Linked DNA regions of Mus musculus: all the other regions are linked to region 2. The links are chromatin loops, found by intact Hi-C in ENCODE. Cell type or tissue: heart. All regions are shown on one strand. Region 1 holds the start of L3hypdh (L-3-hydroxyproline dehydratase (trans-)). Region 2 holds the start of Pcnx4 (pecanex homolog 4). Region 3 holds the start of Ppm1a (protein phosphatase 1A, magnesium dependent, alpha isoform). Region 4 has its middle 3.4 kb from the start of Gm40441. Region 5 holds the start of Dhrs7 (dehydrogenase/reductase (SDR family) member 7).

What was found. A loop is a pair of places that touch in the nucleus more often than their neighbours do. Peaks named below come from ENCODE experiments on the same cell type or tissue, not always from the same donor. Only the 100,000 strongest peaks of a DNase experiment are listed, where the experiment ranks them.
Region 1: a loop joins it to region 2, with 2.9 times the contacts of the local background. A loop is called at or near these places in 11 of 42 quality-filtered maps.
Region 3: it touches region 2 in a loop (2.3-fold over the local background); 8 of 42 quality-filtered maps call a loop at or near these places.
Region 4: it touches region 2 in a loop (2.0-fold over the local background); 4 of 42 quality-filtered maps call a loop at or near these places.
Region 5: it touches region 2 in a loop (2.8-fold over the local background); 19 of 42 quality-filtered maps call a loop at or near these places.

What each region holds. Positions count from the first base shown.
Region 1 is chr12:72,083,420-72,088,419 of GRCm38, reverse strand. L3hypdh (L-3-hydroxyproline dehydratase (trans-)) reads left to right here and starts at 3,107. Exons shown (of 5, transcript NM_026038.2): 1 at 3,107-3,771. The coding sequence starts at 3,264. It overlaps Jkamp (JNK1/MAPK8-associated membrane protein), which reads right to left and starts at 2,581. Exons shown (of 7, transcript NM_024205.2): 1 at 2,237-2,581. The coding sequence starts at 2,240. In heart, a CTCF peak has its summit at 2,419; DNase peaks (open chromatin) are centred at 1,869 and 2,739; H3K4me3 peaks cover 3,248 bases; H3K27ac peaks cover 3,155 bases.
Region 2 is chr12:72,534,298-72,539,297 of GRCm38, reverse strand. Pcnx4 (pecanex homolog 4) reads right to left here and starts at 2,941. Exons shown (of 11, transcript NM_026327.3): 1 at 2,759-2,941. In heart, a CTCF peak has its summit at 2,976; a DNase peak (open chromatin) is centred at 3,007; H3K4me3 peaks cover 1,494 bases; H3K27ac peaks cover 1,136 bases.
Region 3 is chr12:72,758,424-72,763,423 of GRCm38, reverse strand. It overlaps Ppm1a (protein phosphatase 1A, magnesium dependent, alpha isoform), which reads right to left and starts at 2,213. Exons shown (of 6, transcript NM_008910.3): 1 at 1,793-2,213. In heart, no CTCF peak of the experiment used is centred here; DNase peaks (open chromatin) are centred at 1,653, 2,273, 2,743 and 2,953; H3K4me3 peaks cover 3,561 bases; H3K27ac peaks cover 2,798 bases.
Region 4 is chr12:72,845,336-72,850,335 of GRCm38, reverse strand. No RefSeq gene overlaps it. Among named protein-coding and RNA genes, the nearest start is that of Gm40441, 3.4 kb to the right of the region's middle. In heart, a CTCF peak has its summit at 2,338 (motif pointing left); no DNase peak of the experiment used is centred here; H3K27me3 peaks cover 3,844 bases.
Region 5 is chr12:72,662,279-72,667,278 of GRCm38, reverse strand. It overlaps Dhrs7 (dehydrogenase/reductase (SDR family) member 7), which reads left to right and starts at 2,451. Exons shown (of 7, transcript NM_025522.5): 1 at 2,451-2,650. The coding sequence starts at 2,518. In heart, a CTCF peak has its summit at 2,470; DNase peaks (open chromatin) are centred at 1,068, 2,118, 2,448 and 3,158; H3K4me3 peaks cover 1,845 bases; H3K27ac peaks cover 1,634 bases.

The DNA of each region.
Region 1 (5,000 bases), 450 kb after region 2:
AGCAGCTGACTGTGATTCGCCTCGGGCTCTAGCAGAAGGTTCCTGCAGTTGTGTGACGTTTAGAATTCTGGAAACTCTTCAGAGAGTAATGGTAGGGCTCTGAGAGGCAGGGTAGGGGTGGTTGGTCGTTGAGGAGGTTTGGGTGCAGTCAGTGGCTATGTTCAAAGAAGAAACAAGAAGAAATTCAAGGAGCTCTATTCCCCTCCCCCATCCTTCCTTCTCTCCTATCTGGTGACAGGGGATGAAACTGGGAGAAAGGAGGACCAGAGAGTGTATGTCGGGGGAAAAAGAATCTGCAAAGCAGCAAAGGCCAGCTACAAGCAAAGAAGAAGCAAGAAAAAAATTAGATTCAGAGATCTTTATTATCTAAACACCCCCCCCCCCCCACCTGTGCATCTTTCTCTCCTATCTATTGATAAGGAGTGGTAAAACTACAAAGACCAGCTACAGTCACTATTCTTCATTTGGCCAAATAGAGACACTGGGCACACAGACTCATTTTTTATTCATAACAGAAATGCTGAATTGTCCACATTCTGAAAAGAGAACTTCAGAGCAGAAGGTAGGTCTTTAAAACAAATCAATTCACCTCCATATCAAAGCATTAGCCCAGTTTTTATGATTTTTGACAAGGGTAGATCCCATCAGTGCTGGCACTGAGCTTCTGAGCAATTACTTGAGAACAATCAATTTCTTGCAATCAATTTCTTAAAGGGATGAGGGGAATTAAAAACAGCTCTTTTAAGACAAAAACCCGAGGATCTCCAAATTATCTAAGACTTCATCGAAGAGAAATTACTCCTCTGTATCAGTGACACCTGATCCTCTACACCAATTATGGAAAGTGCTGCTCAAAGCCACAAAGGTACTCAGAGGACGATGGCAGTGAGGCTGGCTTCTGTAAGAATCTGCCATTTGCTATGAAATGAATCCAAAACAATGCTGGCCTACGTGTGAATTTACACGTGTTATTATTGCTGAACAATAATTTCCTCAAACTTTTCATGTGGAGACTCTGGTTACAAGGCCCTTTCTCCTTTCAAATTCCTGGAGAACAGTTTTGTTTTTTGTTTTTGTTTTTTTTGTTGTTGTTGTTGTTGTTTTTTGGGGGGACTTATGTTGCCGAGGGAAAACAGAAAAAAGTCTGAAATGTCTCATGTTTGATATTTTCACTTTACCAAGTATCTGACATCTTTTTTTTAAAAAAATTCTTCTTTATTTTATAATCTTAAAAACAAACTTTTATTATTATAGTATTGTGTTTTCATGTGTATTTGTGTTTTGCCTGCATTTATGTCTGTGCACCATGTACCAGCCAAGTTCCCGCAGAGGCCAAAAGAGGAGAAAGTCAGAAAGGGATATAGGAGCCACTGAACTGCAGTTACTAAGGGTCCTGAGCCGCTGTGGAGGTTCTGGGGATCAAACCCCACGAAAAGCAGCAAGTGCTCTTAATCACTGAGCCATCTCTCCAGCCAATCCTTAACACCTTTTTTAAACACAACTGAACTGTAATGAGAAGGAAGTCCCTTCTCCATGGGCTTTGCGTCTAAAAGATCTCAAAACCAAGGCCAACAAACCAAAGCTCATTTACCTAACGAGAAGAATCTGTACAACCTTTCATAGCCATTGGTGAGCTATAGCTAAAATGTTGTCCTTGTTTTTTTCTGCAGCAGTCTAAGACCCTTTGTGAAGGGCTTAATGTATTTACATTTGATGTCCAGTGTAATAGTGCACGCCTTTCAACCCAGCACTATGGAGGCGGAGGCAGGTGGAACTCTGCGTTCGAGGTTAGCCTGGTCTACAGAGCAAGTTCCAGGTCGACTAAGGCTACAAGGACAAACCCTGTCTTGAAAAACAACTATTACATTTGAGGTTGAAAAAGCAAGTCTCGTGGCAATTAGGTTCTGCTTCCTTGTCCTGTTCTAACTCTGCTTCTAATTCTGAAGTCAACCACCAGGAATGCTTTCCTGGACAAGAACAAAGGGACTGAAGGAAGGGACACAGGAAGAGCACAACAAAGACTCAGCCTTTAATTCTGCACAAGCGCTCTTCTCCAGCCATTCTGGAGCAGACCATCCCAACCCCGGGAGAAGTCAGTGCCTGGGCTCAGCGCAGCCAAGGGCCAGGCTGCTCGCTGCAGCAGAGCTGTCGGCCCGATGGCGAGCCCAAGACAATGCGAGGAAAAGCAATAGGAAAAAAGGACAGAGACACGCCCGCAGCCTAATCGACCACTTACCCATTGGCCACACTAGGTTCCCCTGAGAAGCCGGGGATCAGCGGGTCCGAACGCAGCGCCCGAACATCCGGGCCACAGCGCTCTCAGCCGCTCCGCCTCCCGCTAGCCTGGCAAGCACGCTGGAACCCCGCCCCTGCTACATTCGGCTCCGAGTCCCGCCCCACCACCGCTTCCCCCGCTAGGGGTGTCGGGGGTGCACGCGGCGGACTTCCAGGCCTAGGATTCCCAGAAACCTAGTTTCCTAATCTAGGCTTGGAAGCCTCTCTCTCTCTCTCTCTCTCTCTCTCTCTCTCTCTCTCTCTCTCTCTCGCTTCCGGGTTTGAGCTCAGAGGCTCCACCTTTTCCGGGTCCAGACTCAGGTCTCGTCCCCGCCCTGCCTCCAACTTGAACTGGTCTCCACCGCCTCCAGTGTCTCTTTGAAGGGGCCCTGAGGTCCCGCCCCCGTTTCCTAGACGAAGCTCGTAGCTCCGCCCACCCCGTGCATTCAAGTCGCCGAGGCCTCGCTCCTACCCTGCATTGAGGTCTCCGAGGACCGCCCCCATCGTGCGGGCTAGTTTTCTAGGCACCGCCTCCGCAGAGTAGTCTCTGGAGCCCCGCCCCTATTTTATTGGCTCCTTTTCTAGGCCCTGCCCCTGCCGCGTGTCTAGTCTCCGAGGCCCCGCCCCCGCCGAGCAGTCCAGCCTCCGAGCCCCGCCCCGCTGCTGGAGCAAGTTCCGAAGCCCCGCCCCCTCCGTGTGTTCAAACCTCTGGAGCCACGCCCCCATTTGGGGGGTCTAGTTTTCTAATCCCTGCCCACGCTCCCTGTCCTGTCGCCCAGGCTCGCCCCTGTTGGGAGTCTAACTCTGAATCCTGCTAGCTCGGGCGCGCCCAGTCTAAGATTCCGGACGCTGGTCGCTGGGTGATCTCTGCTCGCCGGCTTGGCCCTGAGATTGCCACCGGTTCTGCGCGTTCTCCCGTTGGGTTTGGCGCTTTCTCCCTGCTTGGAGAGAGCACCACCGCGCTGTGCGGCAGTCCCTGGACGCAGACAATGGAGGCGGCGCTGGCAGTGACCCGGCTGCCCCCAAACGACCCGAGGACGCCAGCACTGTCGGTGGTGGACATGCACACAGGCGGCGAGCCTCTGCGCATCGTGCACGCCGGGTGTCCGGAGGTGGCAGGGCCCACGTTGCTGGCCAAGCGTCGCTACATGCGTCAACACCTCGACTACATCCGGCGGCGGCTCGTGTTCGAGCCCCGCGGCCACCGGGACATGTACGGGGCCATCCTGGTGCCCAGTGAGCTGCCAGACGCACACCTAGGCGTCCTGTTCTTGCACAACGAAGGCTACAGCTCCATGTGCGGTCACGCGGTGCTAGCGCTGGGCCGCTTCGCGCTCGACTTTGGACTGGTGCCCGCTCCCCCAAAAGGCGCCCGGGAGGCTCAGGTCAACATCCACTGCCCGTGTGGTCTGGTGACCGCCTTCGTAGAGTGTGAAGGTGGCCGCAGTTGCGGCCCTGTGCGCTTCCACAGCGTCCCAGCCTTTGTCCTGGCCTCAGGTAAAGGGTGAGACTCACTAGACCCGGTTGAGACAATCCGCGAATCTAACCACTGCTCTGTGGCTGAATATATCTGCGCAACTAACCCACCCTGCCTGCCCTTGCGATTAATAAAAAGGTAATTCCAAATTACTGCAAACACGCTTCAGTGTCTTTGCCTTACAGGTTTGGTGGATGCAATTCTGCTGTCCTGCTGAGCGGATCCATGCTCACAAGGCCTGGGGGGAGCTTAGAGTGGAATGCGGATGAATTGTGCGCTTCCTTTTTTTAAGATCCTCATTCCTTGCTTGTCAGGATTCATAGCCGCTTCACAGTAGACTGAAGTTAAGGACCAAAGGACAGTGTGTGTACCAGAGTTCGAGCATAGCTTAGAATATGCTTGGTAAGAACTAAATGACTCTGAAAGGCACTAAATTTGTAAGCAAAGCTATTGCTGTCCTTGTTGAGAAACAAAGTCCTTGGCTGGACACACAAGTTCACAACCCCTCAAAAGCCATCCAACCTTAGGCAAAGTTCACAGACTCCTTGACTGAGTCTGTACCTTCATTTTATCTCAGAGGTTTTTGTGGTTAGTAATGAGGGTATGAAACATTGTTAAAATTTTTTTTTCTTAAATTAATGAGTGTTCATTGTTTTATTGTTTTGAGACAGGGGGTCACTGTGTAGCCCTGGCTGGAATGGAACCCTGGAATTTCTACGTTGACTAGGCTGGCCCACTTCTTGAGTACTGGTAGATTTTTTTTTTAAAGATTTATTTATTTATTATATGTAAGTACACTGTAGCTGTCTTCAGACACTCCAGAAGAGGGCGTCAGATCTTGTTAGAGATGGTTGTGAGCCACCATGTGGTTGCTGGGATTTGAATTCCGGACCTTTGGAAGAGCAGTCGGGTGCTCTTACCCACTGAGCCATCTCACCAGCCCAGAATTTTTTAAATATCTGAAAAAAAAATATTCGTCAAGAAACAGAGACTTCAAGATATGTAGGATTGTTTCCTGGAGATACAGAAACATGGACGGGGTTTCTGGGTTCTATGGTATAGACTAAGCAGATAATCTGCATAATCGGGACATTTACAAAGAGGAGCATCCCTCTTAGGAATCAACTGGCAGCTGTTTTATCTCTCATCCCAGGTGTCCCTGTAGCAAGAGTACCCAGCATGCAACTTGCAGGGTCCATTTGCCCAGGATAGCTATGAATGTGCCCTCCATAAAAAATGTACACTTACG
Region 2 (5,000 bases):
CTATGCAAAGAAAAACTTATGATAGCTAGATGTCTGCTGTAAAAACCTATTCAATCATTAATATTCAAAAAATATTGTAAAGATATTTTAAAAATTGATGTCTGTTTCCTAACAATTCATAAGTGATCAATAGGGTAAAAAGTATATAATAAGCTGTTAACTTCTGATTGTCATTCTAGACCATAAAAATTTTAAAAATACTTAAGAATTTAGAGTATTTTTTGAGGTACTACAATTACATTTATGTGGAGAAGTATTGTGAATGCTAGCCTGGATTATCTGTAGAATATGACCATAAGAAGTAAACTCATTCCCTGAGTAACATGTTGGCATGTGCTTCTGAGGGCGGTCAGCACCTGGAAGGACAGACCATATCTGTCATGGCTTCCTCCAGCATGTTCAAATGCACACTCAATCCTGAGGAAACAAGAGCTGCGCTAATGACGGCAGCACAGCACTGACTCGGGCCATACACTCTCTACATACGCACTGAGAGGGAGCCAGCCAAACAGACTCTGAGACGCTGCTGCATTTGGAATCTGAGTCATGAAATTCCCACAGGGTAAGAAGCAGTTCAAACTTGCAATCTGCCGTGGCGGAATTCTTAGTTACCCACACAACAACTCATGGATCATATGCTGCGGACTAAAATCCCTTGAAAAAAGAAAGATACAACAAAAAGTAGTAGCTTGAAAGCACGCACAGCACATGAGTGTGCACACATTCCTCTAAGGCCAGAAGAAACAAATTCCTAGGCAGCTTTTTAGTTTAGGTTTATTCTTTAATGCATCATATCATTATTCTATGAATACAAGATACAGAACTCTGACTCTGTAGACCAGGCTAGCCTCAAATTCACAGATCCACCTGACTCTGCTTCCTGAGTGCTGGGATTAAAGGCAGGAACCACCAGGCAAATTCTGAGGATTCTTGAATAGAGGACTTGAAAGGAATATAAAAAGTTATAAAAGGTAAAACCTGATACCCAAGCTGGCCTGAGGACACTGGCACCTAACACTCTTGAACGAGAGCGGTTAAGAGCCCAGGCCATCAGGGAAGTGAAGCTATTTGCAGAATGGCAAAAGGCTGCAATTAGAGATCTGCATCTCAGCTATATTAATTAATTAACTAGCTAATTAATTAATTCTCCCAATTCAATGATGAAAATACAACCTGGTTTTAAAAAGATAAACTAAGGATAAGAATTGACAGTTTCTGGGTGATAGACCATGCTGGAAATGAAGCTTGCCATGAGGAAATGCAAGCCAAACCTACCATGAGATAGTGTGAATTTCTCTGATTGGCTAAAATAAAAATGAAAGCCTAGAACAAGTGTTGATGAGGTTAATGTAAAACCTTCAAATACATCTAGTGGGGATGTACAGTGAGTGGTGCTATGCTTTGGGAAAAAAAAAAATCTGTCAGTTTCTCAAAGAGCCAAACAAGGGAATTAGCCTCTGACATACCTATTCCATTACCAGGTATTATATCCATGAAAACATGCCTACATAAAAATTTATACAAAATGTCCACGGCATTATTAGTACTGGCAAACTCTTTTTGCCAATGGCTAATGGCTAAATAATACAGGGCATATCTGCCTAATATACTAATAAACAATAATGAATAATACAAGCTGCAACATAAAATTCGCTAGATGCACGCACACAGATCACATGTTTTAAGGTTGTGTTTATATCGAGTATCTGAAATAATTTTGTTGAGACTAAAGATTAGTGATTGCCTACAACTAATAGCAGGAATATTGGGGAGGAGAGAGAAAAAGCAGCTAAATAGAAAAGATTTCTTTTGGAGGTAATCAAATTGCTCCGAAACCAACTTGTAGAGATGATTGTGCAAACCTGTTGAGATGCTCAAAACCAGTAAGCTGTATACTTCCAGAAAATGAATTGTATGTACCTCAGGAAAGCTCTCACAGAGGAGGATGCAAAGGTCCCCTGCCCGGGATTTTCCACAGCAGTTAATAACCAATAGGCATTTCCTAAAGGTAGGAAAGGCATAACCTGTAGCTAGCCTGGGATCCAGGCAGTTAAATCACTAAAATGGCAATATCTGTACTGGATGCTGTGAGAAATTATGGGTGATTGGGTGTGAATGGAAGCAGATATAAAATAATATGAATGCTCTCTCTCTAAACTCAGGGATTTAATGAAAAAAAAATAGAACCATAGTGGAAAAAATGAATAAGGGGAACATGAGAATAAGAGAGCATACAATTCAGAGGTCTAATAAATAACGAATGGGATTCATTTTTAAAAATTCTGGTCTTTGACACGCAAAGGATTATATAGAGACAGAGAAACCTGAGAAACGCGCTATACATATCCAGGAGGCCAAGAATGAACAAATTTTGGTCAGGAGGGCTTGAGACAGAGATAAACCAAGAAAGAGTGATCTTACCTAAGGGGCATAGGCCATGAACTTGATTAGAGTAACATGGCCATCCCTCAGCAGGGCCAAAGGGCCATTCTCCATTTCACAGAGGCCTCTCAGAAATAAAACGTAACTCCACGGGCTGCAAAAGTATTCTCAGTCACATTAAAGCCAAACTGGATCACTACCTCGATCAACTCAATTTGCTCAGTACATTAAAAAGAGCAATAATTGCATTTAAAAGCTGTTTCATGGAGAGCGAAAGATGTTTCTTGAGGTATTAAAAGGTGAAGGAACCCAGTAGTACCCAGGGGTGGAAACTAAGGCAGCAACGAAGTCTCAGGTGTGTTGGGGACGGACATACCTGGAGTCACCGCAGGGGAGAGGCGACGCGAGGGCGTCCTGGGACCACATCTCCCCAGCTGAAGTCGGTTGGGAACTCCTGCCCGAGGATGGATGCGGGCCCCGCCAGCAGCTGACCGGAGGCCTCCAGGACCGCTCCCGTTCCCATGGCTAAGATCAACTGCGCTCGTGCCTCCCAGGGGTCAGTGCGCACGCGCGCTCGGAGGCGGGGCTGTGCGTCTCGTCCCGCCCCCTGCCGCCTGGTTCTGCCGGAGGCGGATTCATGTGTGCGGCACAGCAGCGCAGGGTAGGCGGGGTTTCCTCCGCGCAGGGCCGGGCGGGCTAGTGTTGTGGGAGACGCCCAGACTTCTTCCGCACTGGTGCTCTGGTTCTTGAGCGGCCTAAGCACCACCTCTGAACTCTCACCCGGGCCACGCCCAGACGAAGGAACGTGGTTGCCTTGGTGACGAGTCCATCGTTTGGCAACCTCGAGGCTGGAGAGCTGGATGACTTGACTGTCTCTTGGGGAGCCTAGGCTTTCCAAGATTGGCAGACCCGTGACTCAGAAGTGCAATAAAAGTCCAATCCCCCAGGGTTCGGATACCTCCATTAATGACTACAGAACTAAGGCCATTCAAACAGCCTCAGGGATGGGAATGTTTTTAAATGGTAACATGTGCCTGTTATATTTATATTTTTGCTCTTAGTATTATAGTACTTTGGGCACATTATAAACTATATCCATGTAAAATAATGAACCTGTCTGTGGCAGCGAGCCAGGGCCCAGGGACACAGGTTGTAGATAGTCACCCTAGCAACTGGATTTTTTTTTTTTCAAGAGATCTCCATTCAAGTGAAGTTGGGATTCTTGAATTTGCCACAGGAAAAAAATTCCAGGGCGAGCCTGTATGAAGCAGAGTTGGAGTCTACAAGTGATTTTTTTTTTTTTTTTTTTTTTTTTGGTTTTTCGAGACAGGGTTTCTCTGTGTAGCCCTGGCTATCCTGGAACTCACTCTGTAGACCAGGTTGACCTCGAACTCAGAAATCCGCCTGCCTCTGCCTCCCGCGTGCTGGGATTAAAGGCGTGTGCCACCACGCCGGGCTACAAGTGATTTTAATATAAAATAGAGGGACTGATAGATGTGCTCAATGACAGCGTAAGACACATCAAAGTGTGGGGACTTCCACTTTGCATGTTACGTATACAGTGTTGGTGATGTCTGAGGTTATGTAGGAAGCTCTGCTAAGGAAGTTGAGTGATATCAGAAGGTTCCTGAATTTGGATCGGATTACAACTGATAAAGTAAAAACAGTGTTTTGAAAAATATGTTTATAGTCTTGTTTGGAGAGTCCCAAATACTTTCAGGTTTACAAATACTTAAGAAAGGTGTGAGGTCATAAATACTTAGGCCTTAAGCATGGCTCGCAGGTATTTTTCCATTCTTATTTGAAATGATTCTACATGAAAGGAATACTGCCTTTTTATAGGTAACCTTCACAGAATATTATAACTATGCTGACTCTCTTCACTTGCTGGATTACTTTTTTTTTTTTTCTTCTGAGACAGGGTTTCTCTGTATAGCCTTGGCTGTCCTGGAATTCACTTTGTAGACCAGGCTGGCCTTGAACTCAGAAATCAGCTTGCCTCTGCCTTCTGAGTGCTGGGATTAAAGGCATGTGCCACCATGCCCGGCTTTACTGGACTATCTATCTTACCTTCAACTTTCAAAATAGAATTACAACTTTTTGAGCTTCTCAACACATATAAAAGTTTCTAACCTTAAAATATTGTGTGTTGGTTTGGAGAGATGGCCCAGTGGTTATGAGCAATGACTACTCTTCCAAAGGTCCTGCAGCAACCACATGGTGGCTCACAACAACTGTAATGGGATCTGATGCTCTCTTCTGGTGTGTCTGAAGACAGCTACATTGTGCTCATATAATTAAAATAAATAAGTCTTTAAAAGATATTGTGTGCCACTAGGTATATAGTAGCATTATATCTAAAAACATTATGCATATCTTAATTTCAAAACACTTCCTTGGGGGATCAGGGAGGTGGACCAGCAGAATTCTTGACTCTTAGCGAATAGAACTTCAACCAGACTCTGGAGTGAAAGGTTTTTCTTCCTTGCCATGGCCCCTTATTTCCCCTTTCTAACTATCTCAAACTTAAGTGAGAAATGTGTTTTGACAGTTCTACGGATTCGTTGATTTCCTTTTTCCTCCACTTCTGCAGCCCATTTCTTGAGACAAAGCCGTGC
Region 3 (5,000 bases), 220 kb before region 2:
GATGTAATCTACCCCTTGGCATTACTGATTCCAAAGCTCAAAGGGTCAAATGCCTTGTCCCTGGGCACAGATATTTTCGAGCACATTTCTGGCAGAGCACCATTCCTTACAACAGGTTATACTATAATTATGGCTGGTCACTACAGCCCTTCATACTGAAATGTAGTCATTCATTCCATGTGAAAAATAGGGACACAAACCCTGCAAGAAGCAACTTGATGCTTCCAGTGGCCAATTTTACTATTTTTCAAACATGTATTACAACTAATATAAAACATTATCCATCTTAATATTTGATACCACCAACATAATTACTCCCCAGATGTAAAAGTGTTTAGTATTAATACAAATGTTTGAAGAAACTTGCACATATAGTTCATTATAATTTCAAGGTATTACTGCTGTAAGCTTCTAGGTTAAAAGCAGTCATCCCAACATAGCTGACTGTTCAATCAGGTATATACAAGACAAGTGAGGAGAACTTGGTCTTGCACCATTCAAGAGGCCCCGAGCTAAATCTATCCCCAGCAATGCAAAACAAACAAACACACACACACACAAAAATGCAGCCCAGAACTGTAGCACTGGGAAGATGATCTGCTTTGTGCTTCAAATTATTAAACAGTCAAGCAGACATTAAGGCAATAAAGGCGGTATTGAAGATAAGTATGTGGGTGTGTGCTCACTATCTTTCTGGTCCTTAGTTTCCTCATCTGTAACTACAGAAATAATCTTTGGCAAAGGCCCAGAATACAGAAAAGGTTAAAGGGAGGTGAGAACCAAGCACTATGTAGTGAGCCCTCAGAAACCCTAAAATCCTAAGGCCCAGAAAACAATCATTTAAGTTCTATGATTCTTCAGCAGGCTTCTCCTCCATCCAGTAGTAGTCATGTTTGAAATCTGAAAGCCAGGGTTTAAAAAGATTGTTTTTGTTTTTTTCTCTGAACCGTGGAAAACTACTCATTTTCGTAACGTCAAAATCATTTATTCTTCTCAAACAATGCCAATCTCCTTATACTCTAACCGCGCGGTTAAAAATATACCAGGAGCATTATTCCAACTATCAGGAAACTTGGGGTGGGGGCGGCATCGTAGATTGCTTAGACTCTGACCTTTGTGGATTTCTAAGTATCGTGTAGTGTTTGAGAAAAGAGAAAAACACTTTGGATGATGAAATTTGCAAAAGATCTAAAACTCCAGTTGGCAGAAGGCTCTCCACAGCCAGCTGTCTTTCAAGAAGGGGATCCGAGTGTGTTTACAACCTACAAGCAGAAGGGAGCCAAGCCTAAACTAAACTCTAACATAAAGAACTTTCCTCCAATATATCAGGCCAAAATGATGCAAAACCTGTAGTTTACTTCAATGGGTTTGCTCCAAGCCGGAATAATGAATGAAATGGAGGCATCACTACTGAGTTGGGGGCCTCACTTTCAACCCAGCGGGTGAGTCTCCAAATCCAGTGAACTCACGGGCTGATCTGCTTCAAGGGGAGACCCCGCTGCAGGCTCCCCGAAAGTTCCGCGGCCGCCAGTGTCCGCCCCGCCCGGCCGAGGGTCGCGCCCCCTCCCAGCCGCCGCACACACCCCGCCTCCGCCCCCGCCGCGTGTTAACCCCTCGCCACCCGGCGCGGGCTCGGGGAGGAGGCCGCCCAGGGGGTGGAGTTGTCGCGTCTCCTCCCGGGATCGCCCGGGCAGACGCCCGGCTTGTTTACAGGCCCCAGGCCTGGCCGCCGCCGCACAGGCCCTCCGCCCGCCCGCCCTCGCCCTCTTCCTCGCCCTCGCGCCGCGCTTACCCGGAGCAGCCGCGGGCGGGCGGGTCCCTCGGTCGGCCGGGGCGGCGGTGGCGACGGCGGCCGGGCACGGGGTCCCGCGACGGCGGCCGGGCCCGGGCGGAGGAGGGGAGGAGCCGGGCTGGGTCCGGGCCCCCGGCTCTCGGAGCCCTCGCGGCTCAGATCATCCGGGCGTCGGAGCGGGAGGCAGAGAGCGGGGCCCGCGGGAGGCGGAGGAGGCGCCGAGGACTCATCGCTTTCCGCCCCACCTGCCTGGGCCCCCCTCCCCCCGCCCCAGCCACCCGATCCCGAGCTGCGGACCCGGCCGGCGCGGAGACCACGGCGTTCTAGCTCCTGCGCGCGCTCCCGCCCCTAGCGCCGCCACCGCCGCCGCCTCTAGCGCGGCCCCGCGCACGCGCGCTCTCGACACCGCTGCCCCTCGCCCGGCCCCGCCCCGCCCCGCGCCGCCGTTTCCCCCACCCCCGGCCCTGCAGCTGCGGCGCGGCCCATGGGCTGGAGAGACCCGGATGTGGGAGGGCCGGAACTGCGGCTTGGGCGGGGGAGGGGCGGCGGTGACGTCACTGCCCTGCGCTGCTCCTCAGGTCGCTGCCGCGGGCCGATCCCTAGGGAGCGTGGACGTCCTGGGTGCGAGCCAGGCGCGCGGCCTTCGCGCTAGGGCGCAGAGGGCCTCTCCAAACCCGGCTGTCGTCGTCGTCCGCACCCGACTCTTACACCTGCCTACGGACGCCGGTCTCCAGGTGCAGTCTCGGTTAGCGCCCGGCACAGGGGACTCAGCCTGCCCCTTCGACCCCACGAGGCGCACACGAGTGCCGCGGCCATACCGCAGACGTGCGTGTGCAAACCGTTCACGCCTTGGGACACGTGCCTAGCTAGAGCTTCTCGCGGGTTGTCCCCGAGTCCCTGCAGGGATTCCGAATTGTATTTATGTGCACGTTACGGGGTCACGTGATTCGGGCTCAACGGGCACCTCCAAAGACCTCCAGTGGGGCTAATGGAACCGAGGGTTTTTCAAAATCTAGAGGATAATCAGAAACGTGACAGCTGCTTTCACGGAGAGCTAGAGATGAGCAAAAGGTAACTGCACGTGCAGGCGGCCAAAATCCAGTTTAGCTAGCTCGACCACAGAAAACCCGACCCACGCTGCTTGCCGACGCCGGGATAGAATGACAAACCCTAGGCAGCCAATGAATCAGAGCTGGAAAGCAGTACATCACCAGTATGAGTTCCCATTGGTTGGGTGTGCCTTCCCAGCTTTTCAGTCACCAGCTTAACCCTTACAACCAAATTCGCAGGAATAGAAGTTTAAGAGAGATTCTGATATAATACAAAGAAAAAGCATATATTCCGCTGAAATAGGCTAATGCTTTAAAAAAAAAAATACTAAAACTATTAGCCAAATTGAGTTCAGACCAGTAACAAGATTAATTTCAGTAAGGCCTTCCCCTTTTCTCTGGTGCTTACTGCAGTTTGCCACCCCGCTACTTCGTGTCTCTTATAAACCACTCCATTGTCTTGACTCTTAGATCAAATACAACCTGCTTTTGCCGGCTGTCATCCCGCAAACTATTTCTCTATTTTGGATGTTGTGGTAACCATTTCTGATATTTTCACCACGACTTATGGAAGATGATTCCCTTTTCTTCACTTTTACACCTGACATCAATGGCAGGACCACATGTGAGACTGCCAATTCCCAGCAGACACTATCTTCACTGACCCTCCAAATCACTCAGTATTTTGGGAATACGATGAATTTGTAGCACCTCCAGGTATATAAAGTAAAAATAAAATTCACTATACAGTTCTTAATTCTTTTCTATACAAGTGCAGAAATAAATGAAATTAGGTGCGAAATCTTTTAATGAAATGCTGTTTTATTATTATATACAATATGTTGTTTAGGTTTTGTTAAGTGGGGATGCTGAGGATTAAAACCATGTCAAGTCCTCAACCATTAAGCTCTGTCCTCAGCCCTGGTTAGGGTTTTTGTTATGTGCTTGTTTTGTTTTTGAGACAAGGTCTCTATGTAGTGCTTGCTGGCCTCAAACATACAAGGATCCTCCCAGACTGCCTCTGGATTGCTGATAGTACAAGCATGTGCCACCATACCTGACTCAATTCTTAGTACTACTATTAATACTTAAAACAAGTTACTGCACGATGGGCATACAAAAGTCATGTTGTGACAGCCACCATTTAGTGCTCTGTGTGTCTGTGTGTCTGTCTGTGTGTGTACAGAGTCTTGGCTTTCCCAGGCTGACTCTTGTGAAACTGAGGATTACTTTAACTGGTCCTCCTGCTTCCACATCCCTACCACCACACCTGTCTACAGTGCTCTTAAACAATACATTTTCTCGTTGAAGAGCTGAGTCATCTGTGGCAGTACACATGATAGGAAATTGGGAGGTTTTTGTCTGGGTTTTTAGGTTTACATTCCTGTAGTCTCTCTGTCCTATCTTTGTAAGAAAACTTGAGTAACAGAAGAGGTAAGAAAAAATACAATTTGATATAGTATGTAATATATAAAATATAATGATGAGATTTCTTTTTCCAGGAGTCTGACCAGTCAGTATATCACAGACAGCCAGTCAGTTGTGTCTCTGGACACCATTTGTAGTGTGAATGAGGAAACTTGTGGGCCATAAATTTAACATTTAGGAACTCGGAATTAGACATTAATATTGTCTAATGAAAGTTATTTGATTTTGATATTCCCTTCTATTATCAAATTTTTGGTGGTGGTGTTGAAACAGGGTCTCAAAAATAAACAGCCAAGTAAAAGTCAAAGATGTGGCACGCCCAGTTCCTACAGGAAGTTCTTAGTTCCTACAGGAAGCCTTTCTCAATCCCATTCTTACATTCAGACAAGAAGGCACAGCCAAGCCTTTATCTGTTGTGTTTGCTACTTCCCAGGTGTTAGTTCTTCCTTTATGACCAGTCTCAAGTCACCAAGATTAAGTCTCTGAATTTCTAACACTTAGACACAATATGCACATATTACCTCAGAAACACATAGCCCTGGCTGTCCTGAAACTCACACTTTCCTCAGCCTTCTGAGTGCTGGGATTGTAGATGCGACCACCATGAGGAAAGGGACTTTGGAAATAAGAGGGATAACTGTTTTTCAGGTTTTAACTGTAAGACTTTAATTAATCCTCTAACCCCTGTTGAAGTCTTGGTTAAATATCAGTTTGATCATTTTACATATCTA
Region 4 (5,000 bases), 310 kb before region 2:
CGATTGCCCTTCTGGTTATCACTGTGATATTCAGGACAGAGGTGACACTTCAGTGGAAAAAGAGCAACAGGCTTTTTAAAGAGCCCCACGGGAGGCCCTGAAATGCACCACAAATAGAAACCCGTTTCCCCACGAATAACATCCAGACACATCTCTGCTGTTTTGTTGCGGCCATGTTTCTCTAAACGAACCCATACATGCCAGGGTTAAAAAGAAGCGCCAGGGCTGGCACTGAGACCCAATGAATGTACTGCATAGGTTTCACACAAAACAGAAAGTGACACCAAGTTCATGACAGACAGCACAACACAAAACAGTGAGAACAGGTTGGAAACATGCTGGGGATCTGTTAGTGTGCACCCTGCACCCGGCACCCCGCACCCCACACCCGGCGCTGGCCTCTGGGCTTTACAAATGAAACAAGAAAAACTTTCAATCCTCATTTCAAAAAATGAAGAATCGCATCATGTTGGAAAAGGAAAACAGCAAGTGCACATTTACAATGCAAGTTTTACTTAAGTCTATTGGTTATCTATACCCAATCACACACATACACCCTTGGCCACACCAATGACATTGGAAAAGATTGTGTAAGGTGTGTGTGTGTGTCCTTGTCCATAGAGAAAATGAGCACACACACACACACACATTTGCATGGTTATGAGATGGAACCGACAAAGTCAAGGAAAGGTAAATAACTTCTTTTTAAAAGATTTGTTTATTTCTATTGTATAAGTGTTTTGCCTGAATGTATGTAGTAACATGGGTGCCTGGTGCTCACAGAGGCCAGAAGAAAGCATGGGACCCCAGTTATAGCTGATTATGAACCACTGTTTGGGTGCTGGGAGCTGAACCTGGGTCCTCTGCAAGAGCAATAAAGGCTCTTAACTCCTGCCTGATAAATGACGTCTAAAACTACCATCAGCATGCTTGTTGTGTTCCTGGAAGATGTGCATGCACTGTTTGGCTCCCTTGAGTCCACTTAAGAGGGAACTTTGTTGTAGCAGGATTTGAGATGCTAAATAAACCCAGTTCTTGAACTGAAAAAGGCACAGGCAAACAGCTAACCTTACCTTTACCAGATTTAGTTGGTCAGTTTGCCAAAGATATTATGTAATTCTAGGACTATTAACTATTGATACATTGTTTAACTAAGCTTTGGGAGATAAGCTGTTGAAAATACTTGTAACTCTGTGAAGGATGTATAGCTTATAGCCTGCAGGTCTTTTTGAAGTCTCTTTCTGAAAAGAGATAAGTCATCTCTAAATACGTAGTAACACAAGCTTTCAGTGTGCCTTTACCTTAATGAATGTATGAATACCCAAAACATGTGGTAAGTATCAGATCTTGGATTGTAGGGTATAATTTCAAGTTAAAAAAAAATCCTTAGTTCCTAAGATCTAAGTGATAGGAAATAGATGGCACATTTAGGTCTTTCTTCTTATAAGCCAGCTCCTTTTGTTTAGTTACAATATATTTGAAGCAGCAGAATTCTAAAATAACAGAGTTGAGTACTGCAAGCAATGAAATTCACTGTGACAAGGTTTGACCCTCCTACAGATGTGTATGCAGAGACTATGCGTGCATATATGGAAATGAGAATATATGTATGGGTATAGCGTTCATATGTAAAATTAAACAGTTCTGCAAATGCTTGGCTAGGAAACCCTTTTAATAATCTGTGGTGTCTGCCACGATACAGGAAAGTATGAAGGCAGATGAAGAAAACACCAGACTAAAGAACTTGAGAACACCAAGGTTTAAGAGCCATCACACCAGGGCACTATAATGAAAGCCGCAGAGGGGAGGGCTCTGATGAAGACGCCTTCTCTGTTGGCCTTCCCCCCACCCCCACCCCCTTGCTGGATAGACCCTGGGGAAGCAGGTCTTAGCTCCCCAGGGCACCGGGTTAGGAGGATCCAGGAAAGCCCCATTTCCCAATCAGCATCATTCTTATAAATTCCCCTGAACCTCCTCGGCCACATCCAGCTCTCAGAAACAGACCTGCTTAATGCGAAATGAATCCCAGTAGAGAAAGGGCCAGCATTTCTTTCCAACCGACTAGCACAATGAGAAGAAAATGGAAGTTGAAAACAAAAAGAAAACCCCAAATCTTTGCAGCTGTATTAGATTCCTAAGGGATAGAAAATGCCAGTTATGCTATAGACAGAATTGAGTTAGTTGTCTTCATATTAACTATTATTATTGCAGATATTTTAATGAAACATTGACTACTAAATTTATCTGACCTGACTGAAATTTTCAACAGTTACTTTTGAAGTAACTTGAAAAACCTGCGAGTGGATTTGGGAACAAGGTTTGCTCTGCCACCTGCTGGCTATTGAAAATAATGCAGCTCTTAGAAGTTCTCCCCATTTTCAAAGATATCAGACCTCAACCCGGGTTTGTGGTAAGGCGATGGTGGCAGCAACCCATGTGGTTCAGGGTCATGGAAATAGAGATAGACCTGGCATCATCGAGCCTGAAGAGGAAGTGGGGGTTGGGAGTGTGTGTGTGCGTGCATGTGTGCACACGCATGAGTGTGTGTGCTCTTGCTCATGCACGCACATATGAAGAGACCCAATGTAACCCTTTTTCCTCTGCTGGTCTGAGAGGCTTCCCCCATCCTCACTTCGGAACTACTCACTGCAGCTACCTCTGTGCATACTTTAGTGGCCTTATCTCTAGGACAGTTGTTAAGAAATCTGTCTTACCTCCAAGGGAAAGACGCCTTTTACACCATCTAGTACTACGAGGAACTCTTTGGTCAGAATTACAGGTAGAACTGACAGGGTGCCATAGTCAGTTTGTTGGCCTCCTCAATCTGTATTTCAGAGGTCATTGTCACAGAGCTTTTATGCAAGTTCAGAGTCTAACTGGACCAATGACTTTAGATTATCTTTATAAAAGAAAATAGAGGGCTGGAGAGATGGCTCAGTGGTTAAGAGCACCGACTGCTCTGCCAGAGGTCCTGAGTTCAATTCTCAGCAACTACATAGGGTCCGGTGCACTATTCTAGTGTGTGTCTGAAGACAGCTGCAGTGTAGTCATATAAATAAAAAATAAATAAATCTTTGTTTAAAAAATGAAAGAAAGAAGGAAGGAAAGGAAGAAAGAAAAGAGTTCAGTGGGTAAAGCTGCCCAAGGCTTCAGGTTTGAGTTCTGATCCCCAGGACCCATGAAAAAGCTGGGGCAGATGATATGTACATTGCTGGTGGTTTTGGGGGAGGAGGTGGCAAGCAAGTGCCAGGGGCTTCCTGGGCAGCCAGTGTAGTCTAAATGGTGAGCTCTGGCCTCAGGGAGATTCTGCATCAAAAGATGAGGTAGAGACCAATAGAGGAAGATTTTTTTCTTATGTGGGTACCACACTCACACACATGTGCTGGCACACACGTGCTCGAGAGCGCAGACACACATACACAGAGAAAGAGAGAGACAGAAAGACAGAGAGAGAGAGACAGAGAGAGAGACAGAGAGAGGTGTTTGATGCTTGTTTATTTACTTAAATAGGAACCAGTTTCCTACCTTCAGCAGTCTCCGAGCCTGTGCCAACCTTACATCTTTCGAAACACATGTTCCAACTAAGCATCGTGAAGATTTCTACCTTTGTGCTTTGGGTGGAGAGGGCCGGCGCCAGTAATGACAAAGACTAAGTCTCCTCCCTACCCTTCTGCTGGGGAGTGCCAGCAGTGGCTTCAGTGGCACCTAGAGAAACAAGCATGCTACAGAAAGGTGGAAGGTCATCAGACTGACACCTGACATTTTTTTAAAACAATTTCTCAATTTCCATCTATAGTCTAGCCCATTTTCTTTTTCAAATTTCTCCCACAATAACCGTATGAGGGATCTTGCTATTGGGATTAAGGGAAAATTTCAAGCATTCACAAAAGGCAGGTCTAACGAAATTACATCCTTCTCAAATGCTTTGTTTATTAACAGAAATATCCTTAAAATGTGGGTTTTCACACCCCTGAGCAATCGCTGTCACAAAGGGAACAATTCTGACCTTAAGCTGGCTGTGCATTCCCTAGTCGGGGACAATGCCTCCCCGCCTTTTCTTAAAGAAAACTTTTCCTCCCTGACCTGTCTGTAGACCACCCAGGAAGCAGGTTCTCCCACTTCATCTGAGGAAGGGACAAGGGGACTTGCTGCCTTTAGCAGTCCTGGGCTTTTCTTCTAATAGGGTAAGTTAATTATTTTCATCAACAGATGAGGGGTGGCCGGGGCCGGCCGGCAGGGGCCGGAGGGAAGCAGGTGTTTCACACACCTGCACTGCCCGGCTTAATTGCTCTGAAATCTGGAGGCTTCGGTGGCATTTGCTTGTCTTTGCTGAATCTCCGGAGGGGGGCCCCATTGGTAGGGTTTGTAACGTAATTGCAGTATAAATATGCAACCACTTTTGAGTGAACAAATTATTTTCTTTAAAATGAACTCCAGGTAAATTTAATTAGGAAGAAAATGTGATTGACAAGTACTAAACTGAGTGCCTGGATTAAAAGTCCTACTTCTGCTCAAAGAGGAGGAGGAGGAGGAAGAAAGAAAGAAAGAAAGAAAGAAAGAAAGAAAGAAAGAAAGAAAGAAAGAAAGAAAGAAAGAAAGAAAGAAAGAAAAAATAATCAAAAAAGCAATGACTGAAATCAACTTTATTCTGTTGTTTCCTTCTGTAGGCAGAAGTGAGTTCAGAGAGAGAAAACTATTGTATTGAGATTTCCACAGTTAAACCCAAAAAGGTATCTTTGTTTTGTTTTTAATACAATGCAAGAAAAATTAGCTTTAAAGTGAGGTAGCCTGCATAGCAAAATGATATTTATTGTGGTGTTCTGGGCTGCTTATATTTATTTGTGTGTTTGGGGTGTGTGTGTGTGTGTGTGTGCGCGCACGCGTGCGTCTGCATGTGTGAATGCCGGCCTGTGTGCTGTAGCACACGTGTGGTGGTCAGAGGACAGCCTCGGGTGTTGGTTCTTGCTCCCCACTTTCTTCCTGGGATTCTCCCATGTCCC
Region 5 (5,000 bases), 130 kb before region 2:
GAGGGCATAACTGGATTCCAACATGAATTACTGAATAATGCTATTGTTCAAGTGAAAAATAATTTCTGAAGTTGACATTGGTTTGTGTTTTCCTTCTCTAATGCCCAAACTGTCATGTGGTTTTATTGTAGTTTTTTTTTAACTAGTCAAGGTCTTCCAGGGAAACAAAAACACATACATATTTATGAGTGATGGTAAAGAATTGGTTCACATGGCTTTCAAGTGCAGTAGGCCTGACGTCCCTAGCACACAGGCAGCTGGAATTCAGGGGAGAGGCGAGGTAATTGGAACCCAAGGGCAGTCTGGAAGCAAGATCTTCCTAGCCTTCTGCTGTTTTCTCATAACACTTCAACTGATTGAACTCCCCACATTATGGGGGGTAGGTATGTGCTTTATTGAAAGTCTACTGATATAAATGTTAAATAAATCTTAAAATACCTCACAGTAGCATCTAGACTAACATTTTAACAAAATTTGGATGTCATGGTCTGGCCAAGTCATGTTGCTGAACCATCTCCTCGGACCCCAAAGTGAATCTTTTTTTTTTTTTTTTTTTTTAAGGAGTTAGAGATCACTGTTTTAAAAGTGAATTTTTTAATATGATGATTATGAATCATCCTGGTTAGGAGTGCTTCCTCCAAACCAACATGTGCAGTTATTGTGTTCAACTAAGTGTTCCGTTTGTTAACATAAAACATTCTGAGTTTGAGGCAGGTGATCTCTCTGAGTTTGAAGCCAGGGTGGTCTCTATAGTGAGTCCCAGCACAAGCAGTGCTCCGCGGTGAGAGCCTGAAATGAAACAAAACAAGGCAAAAAAAGTCATGTTAGTAAAGCTTTTTTTGTTTGTGTGCATGAATGTTTTGTCTGAAAGTATGTTTGTGCACCATGTGAGTGCCTGATGCCCTCGGAGGTCAGAGATGGGAAATGGATCCCCTGGGACAAGAGTTACCAACAGATGTGAGCTGCCATGTGGGTGTGGAAATTGAACCCAGGTTCTCTGCAAGAGCAACAAGTGCCTCTAACAGCAGAGCCACCTCTCCAGCTCCAGTACGGAAAAACACTCTAAAGCTCTGCCTTGGCACTTCGACACTCAGCACCCACCCGGGTCTAATCCCTAGGGGTGGACAGGAAGAGATCATAGCTTCCTGCCAGTCTCCCAAGCCCAATGTCCCAGTCTCAGATCCCTCATCCCCACAGCTTGGGGTTGTGACCCATCGGAACACTAGATCCACTGCAGTCCTGTCCTTTTACAGAAGGGGAAACATTTGGGATAAGATTCATCATGAGACTCTGTGTGGTATTTTAAGACATCTTATTACAAAAGTAATGTGCTACAAAATAAAAATAAAATTCACATGGCCCAGGTGATACGTCAATTAGAGCAATTCTTGACCAATATTATTCCAAATGGCAGTCCAAAAGTTTAGCTAACTGACATGCACCTTGAACTATACCACAGCAATTTCTGATTAACACTAGTTCAAATATTTCCTGCATAGATCACTCTAAAGATGCAAAATATAGACCTTTGTAAACCTTTTCTCACTGCAATGAAAAAAGTGACAATTCAGCTGGGCGTGGTGGCGCACACCTTTAATCCCAGCACTTGGGAGGCAGAGGCAGGCGGATTTCTGAGTTTGAGGCCAGCCTGGTCTACAAAGTAGAAACAGAGAAACCCTGTCTCGGAAAAAAAAAAGTGACAATTTATAAAAACAATACTAACAAACACAGAAGAAAGAACAGAGCAATTAGTGTGCACAGAGGCCTTTCCATATTCAAATGCTGTCAAATGATAATGGCATCATTTACAAACGGTGGCAGGAGGACACCAACCTGAGTGTTTTTAGCTCCTGGAACTTAGCAACAGTTGCCTTCTAGCCCAGTTAGTTTTATGTTCTGATTACTCTGGGCCATGATAGCCAACTTTTGGCCAAATATGAGTATCATTTGTAATGTTTTTCTAAATATAAGCGGCCAGTCCACGAGGGCAACCCAGTTCAAGTGCTGAGTTACTTCGGTATGCTTATCTCAGTCCACAAGCTTAAAGTGAAAGGAAAACAGATTAGGAAGAGTGAGTGAGGGTTTGGCTCAGCTTTTGGGAGCTTGCCCAGCGCGAAGAAGGACCTGGGCACAATTCCCAGCGTGGAGCGGGGGATGGGGCCTCGGGGTCGGAGCGGGCAGTGATCAAAGTTTTGTTTTGTTTCTCGCCAAGGCACCACCAAAGCCCTGAAAAGTCGTCCTAAAAACAGCTGTTAAAGACTCCTTCATGCCCTCACAAATCTTGTTGACTGCTCTCCCAACAGCAGTTTCCCAAGATTCCATGCCTTCTATTGCAACACCCCGGCAGTCTTGCACGCAGTAGGGACGCGCAGAGACGCCGTGGTGCAGCCCGGGACACAGATGGAGCCCCACCTTCGGGGACTCGCTAGGCGGAGCCCCGGGTTGTGACCCGCCGCGTAGAGGGCGGGCGCCGACTGTCTTCCGCTTGCGGCAGAGTCGGGTAGGCAAGGGACAGCGATGAGCTGGGAGCTGCTGTTGTGGCTGCTGGCGCTGTGCGCGCTGATCCTGCCCCTTGTGCAGCTCTTGCGCTTTTTGCGGGCGGATGCGGACCTGACCTTGTTGTGGGCTGAATGGCAAGGGCGACGCCCAGGTGAGCATCCTCTACAGCCTGGGCTCTAAGGAAGATCAGGGCCGAGGTCCCTCCCAGCTGTTGCCAAGCTGAGCCTTGACCAAGGGCTGAGGGTCCGGGAGGAAGAGGCAGGGGCTAAACAGGCAGTACCCACTCTGTCGCTTGTCTTAATTCGAAAATGGCCCTGATTTGTTACCCAGACTAGGATAGAAAACGTCAAACCCCAAGAGAGCGCTGCAATTCTCTGATGCCTGCAAGACACAGACTTCTTCCGTAGGATCCCCGGACACTCTCAGGGAAGGCACCATGGAGAGCAGAGTGTGTCCCTTGCTTTCTAAGAGGCCGGAACATTCTTTGATCCTGCACTTTTTACTTTCCCGGAAGCACCCAAAGAAAATTTGGCCTGAATCACTTACTCACCTGCTCACTTGGTTAAAATTTTCGCAATAGAAAGCGCTGAGCTGGCTTTTTGCCAGGAGGGAGATCATTCTGTGTACAGTAAGGCACGTTTCGCCCGCTCCACTTCGATCTGCAGCTTGCGTGGTGTTTAATGTTCACTTAATACATGATTCACATGCTCCGATATATCAGTTCACAGATGCTGCTGGGTGTTATGTCACGTTGGCAGTGTGTTCAGCAGGCCACAGACAGCCTCTGACCTTTGGCGTTAACAATTCTGATGACATGGGCACTCTTCGTATTGTTTTTCAGTTAAAGACATTGACAGAGAAACTCAAAGCCTCCCTAGGTAGGCTTTTCTGATCCTTAAAGGACTAAGTGGGATTCCACTGTTCGTGGTGGAAAATACACAAAGCACCCGAACAAAAATGCTTTGAAGTAGCTGGTGGCTCAGAAGGTACTGCATTCAAAGTCAGCAGGGCAGGAGTAGGTGACAGCTGGATCTTGGATTTTATGTCCCTCCCAGATGTTGGCAGGCATCCTTGCTGTCTTTTCTCTGAAGCTGCATTGCCTTGGCTCAAACAGTTGCAGTACTGACAAATGCAACTGCACAGTGTGCTTGTGGATTCAGCGCTGCAAAACAGGAGAGGGCATGGCTGTGACTCGGAGACTGTCAGTGTTGAGGGCAAGAATCCTAAATACCCCATACATCTTTTAACTGTAACTCTCCACTGAGCACCATTGAGACAGATGGATGTATCTGTAAGCTCACGGTCAATAGCAGCCTGTGGATGTTGTTTGTGTTTGGCCTCATTTATTTAAATGGAAGATTGAGTTAAACTCAGTTTATAAATTATGTGACTGTATAAAAGTTATTAACACATTAATTATGTCTGAAATGTAGGTGTGTTTAGTCTTTTTTTTGCGGTGTAATTTTTTTATTACATATATTCTTCATTTACATTTCAAATGCTATCCCCAAAGTCCCCTATACCCTCCCTCCGCCCTGCTCCCCACCCAACTCACCCACTCTCCTGCTTCCTGGCCCTGGCATTCCCCTGCACTGGGGCATATGATCTTCGCAAGACCAAGGGCCTCTCCTCCTATTGCTGGCCAACTAGGCCATCCTCTGCTACCTATGTAGCTAGAGACACAGCTCTGGGGGGGGGGTACTGATTAGTTTATATTGTTGTTCTACCTATAGGGTTGCAGACCCCTTCAGCTCCTTGAGTACTTTCTCTAGCTCCTTCATTAGGGGCCCTGTGTTCCATCCAATAGCTGACTGTGAGCATCCACTTATGTATTTGCCAGGCACTGGCATAGCCTCACAAGAGAGAGCTATATCAGGGTCCTGTCAGCAAAATCTTTCTGGCATATGCTGTAGTGTCTGGGTTTGGTGGTTGTATATGGGATGGATTCCCGTGTGGGGCAATCTCTGGATGGTCCTTCCTTCCGTCTCAGCTCTGAACTTTGTCTCTGTAACTCCTTCCATGGGTATAGAGAAGACAGGACGTAGGGAGGGTGTGGCCTCTGTCTCGCGCTGGAGAGAAGCAGCTTCCACATCGTGTGAGGGATGAGGCAGAGAGTGGTGCAAGGCCTTGGGAGAGATTTCTCAAGCTGGCATTAAACTCTGGGTTTCTTGTCAACTCTCAGAGTCTGATTTTTTTTTTTTAAGTCGTTGTCAGATTCTATGGAAACACTAAGAAAAAAAAAAAAAGGATGCTAGATTAAAGGACGGGAAGATAGGTGTTAGATCTGTGATCATGTGGGCATAAAACGAGCCGCTGGAGACCATTTTCACTCAGGCTTTACATAATAGGTGTTTATTGGTGTAAACAAGGTTGGACTCTGTTAATTTAGGCTGATTAGTAACAGTTACAGCGTAAATGAATGGTGTGTAGGGTAATGTGTAGACAAGCTTTTAGCAAGCAGTTGTGAATGGCTAGCTGAGCACACAGCCTCTCATTCATTC